Linked DNA regions of Homo sapiens: region 1 is linked to region 2. A link is a contact called in ENCODE Hi-C or POLR2A ChIA-PET data. All regions are on one chromosome and are shown on one strand. The core of a region is the stretch at or near the end of the contact, and the rest is flanking DNA. Distances in the headings are between cores, read along the strand shown. Region 1 overlaps LOC105373133 (a long non-coding RNA gene). Region 2 overlaps WWC3 (WWC family member 3).

What was found. A loop is a pair of places that touch in the nucleus more often than their neighbours do. ChIA-PET counts read pairs that join two places held with the same protein, here RNA polymerase II (POLR2A). Pooled maps may share reads with other maps.
Region 1: a pooled map shows a loop between it and region 2 (25-fold over the local background). The contact joins two enhancer-like sites. A Hi-C loop is called at or near these places in 2 of 37 single-sample maps with no recorded cell type and 4 of 50 pooled maps. POLR2A ChIA-PET finds 5 or more read pairs at or near these places in 1 of 52 experiments (naive thymus-derived CD8-positive, alpha-beta T cell).

Annotation. Positions count from the first base shown.
Region 1 is chrX:13,085,920-13,089,862 of GRCh38, reverse strand. All of the region lies in intron 3 of LOC105373133 (a long non-coding RNA gene), which reads right to left. Among named protein-coding and RNA genes, the nearest start is that of FAM9C, 43 kb to the right of the region's middle. RefSeq lists enhancers at 2,059-2,218, 2,289-2,508. Within about 2 kb of position 2,127, at least 12 of the 41 ENCODE cell types and tissues checked have a DNase peak (open chromatin) inside an H3K27ac peak, as active enhancers do.
Region 2 is chrX:10,108,976-10,112,858 of GRCh38, reverse strand. It overlaps WWC3 (WWC family member 3), which reads right to left. Exons shown (of 24, transcript NM_015691.5): 10 at 2,839-3,081. Among named protein-coding and RNA genes, the nearest start is that of CLCN4, 46 kb to the left of the region's middle. RefSeq lists enhancers at 1,891-2,070, 2,005-2,722, 2,723-3,440. Within about 2 kb of position 1,303, at least 15 of the 41 ENCODE cell types and tissues checked have a DNase peak (open chromatin) inside an H3K27ac peak, as active enhancers do.

The sequences.
Region 1 (3,943 bases), core at 878-3,377, 3.0 Mb before region 2:
AGGATCACATGTTTGGTCAGTAATCAGAGATATAGTCTAAAAATCTATGGACAGATATATTCATTGCGATGTTGTTTACCATGGAGAAAAATTCTATACCTCTTAAATATCCCTCAACAACAATTAGAAAAAAAAATATGGCATATTCTTAAAATGAACATAGCCATTAATAATCATGTTATGACCGGGCACGGAGGCTCACGCCTGTAATCCCAGCACTTTGGGAGGCCGAGGTGGGCAGATCACGAGGTCAGGAGTTTGAGACCAGCCTGGCCAGCACGGTGAAACCCTGTCTCTACTAAAAATACAAAAAAAAAATTAGCCGGGCATGGTGGCACATGCCTGTGGTCCCAGCTACTCGGGAGGCTGAGGCAGGAGAATTGTTTGAACCTGGCAGGCGGAGGTTGCAGTGAGCCGAGATTGTGCCACTGCACTCCAGCCTGGGTAACAGAACGAGTCTCCGTCTCAAAAAAAAAAAAAAAAAATCATGTTATAAGAGAATGGGGAAATGAGGCTAAAATGCTACATAACATGAAAAAAGGTAGGATACGCAATTGAATATCCAGAATGATCTAGGTTTGTAAAAAGAGGGACAGTGTTTACCAATATATGTAGAAGCAGAGAAAAAAAAATACTGGAAGGGAATACATCAAAATATTAACTGCAATTTTGGCTGAGAATGAAGTCCATAAGGGTTTTGTGGGGTTTGTTTTTTATCATTGTGCTTTCCTATATTGTTCAAATTTCTTAGTTATTAAATATTGCTTTTGAAAATTAAATATTGTTTTATAAAAAATACTGTTTTATGAAAAATTTATTGAACTTTTCATAATGAAAAATTCACTTACGAAAATAATATTTCACCTAAGCTTGCTGATCCTTTTTTGTGTGTTTTGTGACGGGGTCTTGCTCTGTTGCCCAGGCTGGAGTACAGTGGTGCGATCACAGCTCACTACAGCCTTGACCTCCCAGGTTCAAGCAATCCTCCCACCTCAGCCTCCCAAGTAGCTGGGACCACAAGCACATACCACCATGCCTGAATTTATTTTTTATTTTTTATGGAAACAGTGGCATCTAGCTATGTTGCCCCGGCTGTCTTGAACTCCTGGGCTCAAGTGATCCTCCTGCCTTGGTCTCTCAAAATGTTGGGATTACAAATGTGAGCTACCACGCCCAACCTGATCCCTAATTAATTAATTAATAACATGAAATGGGGGCACAGCAACATGCTAATAGTCTAATCCACATGATGGAAGTGAGAATGTCAGTTCTAAGTTCCTCCTGTATTTTTTCCACTCTTCTGCTTATAAGAAGGTCATCATGATTACATATAACATATGCCATACAAAAAGCCACTACTGTTACTTTCAGGTATGATGAATAAAAAGATTGCCCAGGCAAGTTGAGCAGGAGATGGCTGCTCTTGCAGTCTAATTAAGGGACAATGTGCCACCACCATTCTCTTAACCCACTGAGAGAACACAGGAAACGCCAGCTGCCGGAGCAGAGTTGGAGAAGAGATGGGGTGGCAGCGGCTGGGGTCTAGCTGAGACGTCCTTCTGTTTTCTTGGGTTAACAAAGGGGAAGAGACAAACCTTTAGCAAATGCATCCAGCTCAGAGCACATTTAAGCAAACTCTGCGGAGTGTGAGGAGGGTGTCTGGTGGCCCCAGAGAGTGGCTATGTTGGAACCCATGGCTGTGGCCATCGTACTCTTCTATCTTCAGGAAACTGCTCACCTTGTGATCAGAACTTTGACATTATTGGCCACTGGGTGACCAGATGCTGTCCTTAATGGCACTGGATATGTGTCTATTGTCATTTACAAGAAAAGAAGCTTCAGCCGTTCCTTAGGCGATACACAGAGTTAACTTGTAAGGTATGATGTGAGATTCACATGAGATCATGTTGTCCTCCATGCTCTCTAATTATTCTTTGGTTGGTATTGGTCTCAGCAGGAGAGATTGCAAGTCTTCTGGTCTCACAAACTACCCCTCCCACGCCAATCCCATCTGCTCCATCATGGGGCATCATCTTGCCGTTGGTCAGCCATGTTCCCCTATCTCATACTGATGCTTCCTTGGAAGTCCCCGTGCTAAACCACATTACTTTACCCTGGAGATGCCCCAACTCCTCCCCAAGGCCTAGGTGAAGTGACTCAACCATATGTACACAGTATCCTCAGATGTACACAGTATCCTCTCCATGGTAGTGAATCTGTATACTAATTTATACATAATCGATTTATGGGTGTAAAGACTTCACAAATAACTAAACATACAAAATGTGAATTCTCCTTCCTTCTCCTAGCTTAAGATTAGCTCAAAGACAATGAAAGCTGTACTGTGCTGTGCAATCTTCTCACGACCCACACGAAACAGGAAGCTCCTGGGGGTTTCTCACAAGCATGTGATAGATAGTTGTGGTTTCAGTGCAACAGTCAGGTAGATTTTGCAGCCGGAAACATTCACACAAAACATCCTTTATGGCTTCTGTCCAACTCCAGTGTTAGTCAGATGCAGTCCCTTTTACACTTTGACAAAAACCATTTGATTTCTCACACTGTATTTATTTTTTCTTATTGCAATGTCTTGTCTGAAGATACCAGACAAAGGATGACAAACTGGAGCCAGCTGAAGTGCAGGGCCCTTTCTCAGCTGCTCTTAAGAATCCCTCTCAGCACTTTGGGAGGCTGAGGCGGGTGGATCACCTGAGGTCGGGAGTTCGAGACCAGCCTAACCAACATGGAGAAACCCCATCTCTACTAAAAATACAAAATTAGCTGGGCGTGGTGGTGCACACCTGTAATCCCAGCTACTCAGGAGGCTGAGACAGGAGAATCTCTTGAACCCAGGAGGCGAAGGCTGTGGTGAGCCGAGATTGTGCCATTGCACTCCAGCCTGGGCAACAAGAGCAAAACTCCATCTCAAAAAGAAAAAGAATCCCGCAGATTGAGCCATTTTCCCCTGAGCAATAATCCCTCAAGCTTCTAAAGACACCACTTAGAGAAGGAAGAGCCTCGCCCCACTAATGCAGCTGAGTGATGCCCTTTGGGAAATTAGGCTAAGAGGGAATACCTTTTAGCTGCCTTCTGTTATTAATCTGGTCTCAATACCAATCAATGTTATTTATCACTACTGAACAAGCATTAATGCAGAGTCTGAAAGGGGCCTTAAATCTCGTGTAGTATGCTCAGAATCCTAGGAATCACACTTTTAGATCCCAATGGTATTGGGTCAAGGTTTTCCCTTCCATGGCAGATGAAGTTCACAATTTAGGATGCATGCTCACAAGCTTTGCAAGGAGATTACACTTCCGTTATGAAGAAAAAAGCAAACAAAAAAGAAAACCTCTTGCACCATTAATTTCAACTGCAATCAAATTGCAAGATTTTAAGATGATATATCTTGCACAAAGGTATTGTAGATAGAAGAGAAGCCTTTGTAAATATTTATATATTTCTCCATTGAGGGTTTTTAATTTTTGTTTTGTTTTGTTTTGTTTTTGTTTTTGTTTTTTTTAACTTCAGACAGAGAGCAAAGGAAACAGAGCTGGGTCACGATATCTCAAATGGAGGATGGTTTCTCTTACTCGTCTTCCATTTCCTCTATTCCTCATTCTCAAAGTCACACACCTTAATAAACACCCCAAGAAACATTTCTAAGTAGACAACACACAATTTTTAGTAATTGACTTATACAGCAAATGCTTATTTAGCTACAGCTGCTATGGTGGCCTGTCTTCTTAAAACTCACTAAGGGTCTTCCAAACCCATATTTTTGTCATCATATTAACCTTCTTTCTCACTAAATTATTGCTGAGATAAAAATAAATCAACAAATGAACCAAAAAATAAAATGGGTTTGGGATTCATTGCCCTTTCCTGTTATGTCCCATCTAAACTCAAGCCCAAGAAGAGGAGAAAAGGCAATACAAAGTCTTGG
Region 2 (3,883 bases), core at 54-2,553:
TTTATCTGTAGTGAAAAAAGTTTTAGATCAAATTCCCCCCTTCTATCCAATACAACACATTTGTCATTATACAAACAGGTGCATTTCGGAGCGCACAAGAGACAGCGCATCTGGATACAAGATCACACACAAGTGCCCATGACTGCCCACATTTGCAGTCTAATTTTATGCTGGTTATTCTGAAAGTTGCAGATGACTAAAAATGTAACTTCCTTACCAAACAGGGGCCACGCTGGCAATAACTGAGACATCTAAAAAACTGGCTGGAACATAAACTGCTAAAATAAGAGTCTTAGACATTTGCCTGACTTCTGTACTTATTTTTTCAACAAAAAGAAAAGGGGATACAGTTTCCTGGCAGAAAACTGGCCAGGGCCCAACTCCTAAAGCACATAGCCTTGTGTCTCCAATTCAAATGAAACGAACTTCAAAGAATATTTACCACTGCTATGAAAAGGAGTAGAAAAGTAAGCTAACAGATTAAGAAAATATAAAGTCTAATTTACTGTCTTTATTTACTTTACATAAAGTACTTTATTGTAAAGATGTCATTAAATTATGACAAAGGAAAACATGACTTCAGGTTCAGCAGAACAAAATTTTTGCTTTTTGATAGATCTTTCATTTTATAATCACCCCTATAATAAAAGCAGTCATCCTTGGAAAGAGAATTTCTCAGGATGGCAGGCATCTTGTAATAGAGCCGTGGGGTTCTCTGTTGAACATCAGCATCTTGTATAAATGCCTGCCACACACTAACATGAGCAAGCTAAAATAGCAAAGGATGTTGCAAGCGTTGACACGAGCCATCCGAGAGATTATCTAGGGTATGTGTCCTTCACCTCAAGCCTGCTCCCTCAGCCCAGGAGACGTGCACCAGCTCCCTCCAGAGATGCTGGCTCTGAGCAGCTGGGAGGCCGCCGCACGTATCATCTGCCGGGGCGGGAGGCCTGAAGGAGGTGCGCATCTCTCTCTTTCTCCCCCGGATGACACCCCCAGCCCGGCAAACGCCTCCCATTTGCTGCTGATGACACTGCAGGTGAGACAGGCAGACTGGGCCCAGCTCTACAGCTGGCACGGCTCAGCCTTAAGGCACCAACCTCACTCTCTCTCTGCACCTGGCCCACGCCGGGTCTCCTAATGCTGCCAGCCTGTGCTGGGGGAAGCCTCCTACCATGTGGCCTCATACTTGCAAACTGCAAACACCCCTCCAATGAAGGGAGGTGGAGTGGAGAAATGGGCCCTGCGTGTACCGGCACAGAAAGCCCAGAGCTACAAGAGCCCCACCCCCATGCGATGTGCGTGCAAGTGCTTAGCACATGTGGATGTGCTTTTCCGGCCAAGGTCATTTAGCAGCAGATTCAGGAAACACGCTTGGGGCGATTAGGTCCTGGTCGAGGGCTCTGAGTCCCAGGACTCAGCACCTGGGCTGGTCTCACGAGAGACCCCCATGGGAGTCAAAGCTGGTCCGGCTTTGCTGTCCCCACCCTTGAACCCAGGCATCGGGGCTAACACTGGCTCCATGGAGGGCTGCAGACTTGTACTCAGGGGCCACAGCACTCGTGTGTGCTGGATTTCCACATGGTGACAGCAGCCACAGTCAAAGGAGCGTGGGTGTGGGGCCCTGAGATGCAGGCGACATTTGTGGGGCCAAGTCCTCCCCCCTTCACAGAGAAGCAACAGGAACTCCCAGGCCCTCCTACGCAGAACACACATACAAGAATACCAGGGGTGGAACAGAAGGAAATGTTTAGCTGAAAACAAACGCAGCCGTGCAAGAGCTCTTTCACATTCAGATTCTCCTCGCGGTTGATTCCGGGTGAGGTGACAGGGCATGCCACCATCTCAGGCAAAATGAAATTCACCTGCCTAGGACTCTGAGCTCAACTCTCCAAACACCACCGCTTCCCTGAGGCTGCCGTGAGCCCCTCGTGCCAAGCCACAGACTTGTCTCCTATGAAGATGACCCATGAACATCAAGCATAAAGGACGCCCAACAATACAACCATCGTGAAACAGTAGGAGTAAGAGCATCTGAACAGATCGAATCATCCAAGCATCTATTAGAGTCTCTGTAGAGCTGCTCATGTGAGCTCAAGGGGGCAAGACTTTAACACGTGGGGGAGGGGCTGCTCTCCAAAAGCCCAGCTGATAGCCACAGAGAAACTGCTGTTAAGTGTGGAAGGCAGGCCCAGCCTTTGACACAATCTGCAGTCTCACACAGCAAATGGAAACCAGGACACACGGCACACGAGGAAAGGCTGAACGACTCAGTGCCACCGAATACCAAAGCCACTATGCTGGCTTTGCATGTCCTGCGTGGTGAAGGAGCCTCAGGACAGACGCACGACAGGTGGCCAGCTTCCCAATGCCAGAGAAGAGCAGGCTCTCCTGGCTAGAAATCAAAGTTGGAGAGGAAAGCAGTAGGTGGATACCCACCATGCTCACCACGTCAGGAACAGGGAATTCTTCCCCCATGCAACAGAGCTGCCCGGGCCGGAGCGGGACCACAGCCTGCTCAGGGCACTGTCCCACAAAGGCAGGTGGAAGCACCAAGCACCAACTTCAGGAAGGGTGGGGCGTGGGCGGAGATGGAGGTCACCCATCTTCCCTCACTCCTTCCCCCTTGTCAATCACCTCCTGCTTCGGAGCAGAGGCTCCAGAGACCCAGGGAGCAGAAGGCAGTGCCCCCCACCGCATGCCCCTCCTAGGCCAGGGAACATCCAGGCAGGAGAGGCTCTGAGTGATCATCAGGAACACCCTCCAGCCACACACAAGCCACCCCGTGGAGTTTTTCCAGCAGGCTTTCCGCTGGAGGTCGTGTCCCCGCTGACCCACCTCTCCGTGGCGCCCTGTGCGGAGGTGGCCCGTGCACGCCGCAGCTCCTCCTCTAGGCGCTCCCGCTCCTCCTCCAGCCGGGCCACATCTCCCGCAGAGCGGCGCTGTGCAATGATGAGCTGAAGCTCCTGCAGCAGGGCCTCCTTCTCCTTGATGAGCTGCAGCCGGTCCCTGTCAGCCTCGGCCGTGCTTGGCCAGGACTCATTGTCAAGCCGGGCCAGCTGCTGCTGGATGTTGGCGACTCTGCAAGAGAGACGGGGAGGAAAAAAGGACATCGGCGGACTGAAAACGCCGTCTTCACACCTTCTCCACGTCTCACACTGATTCTATAAACTCCTTTTGCCAAATAAGTAGTGAAATGATTACACCAAGTGACCCTTACACTTAAAAGGATATGGAAACAATGTCCTAAAAAATGGTGCAGAAGTCTTTTCCTGAAGCTCCCTTAGCCTGAGATTCGAGATGAAAATAACCCCATCGTGCCTGTTCCGAAGAACTGACAAAAAGGCCAGCAGCCCTCAACATGCCCATACTCGGCGGCTCAGACTCCTGGTTTCCTACATGAAACTGTCCCAGAGCAGGAGGGAGTCTGCTTGTTTCTTCTGCCCACCCTCATCAGTAGCTAAACAGCATGCTGGACCCCCAGAAGTGCTGCCGGCCTCCCGCCTCCTCAGCTGTGTCTAACCACTGTCAGCCGCTTTAGCAAAATAACAAAGGAGAAATGCACTCATCATCTGGCGTCCTGAAGGAAAGACCTTCGAAGCCCCATGCTCCGCGTCTTCTGGTTCTGTGTGCTCCTTCCTGCACCAGAGCCCCTGGCCATACATGAATTCAAAACACCTTGCGGAGAGCAAGTGGGCACTCGACAAAAGCTGAGTGCATTGAACAGTGAACAAACACGCCTGCAAATATGTGAGAGGAAGAGAGGCAGCCCTGTGAGCATGGATGCTGGTGAGAGATGATCTGGGTGGATGCAAAGCGCAACAATCCTCAAGGTGGAAAAACAGAGGCTCCTATCAGTTTCCATGCCTCGAAATTTCCAAGT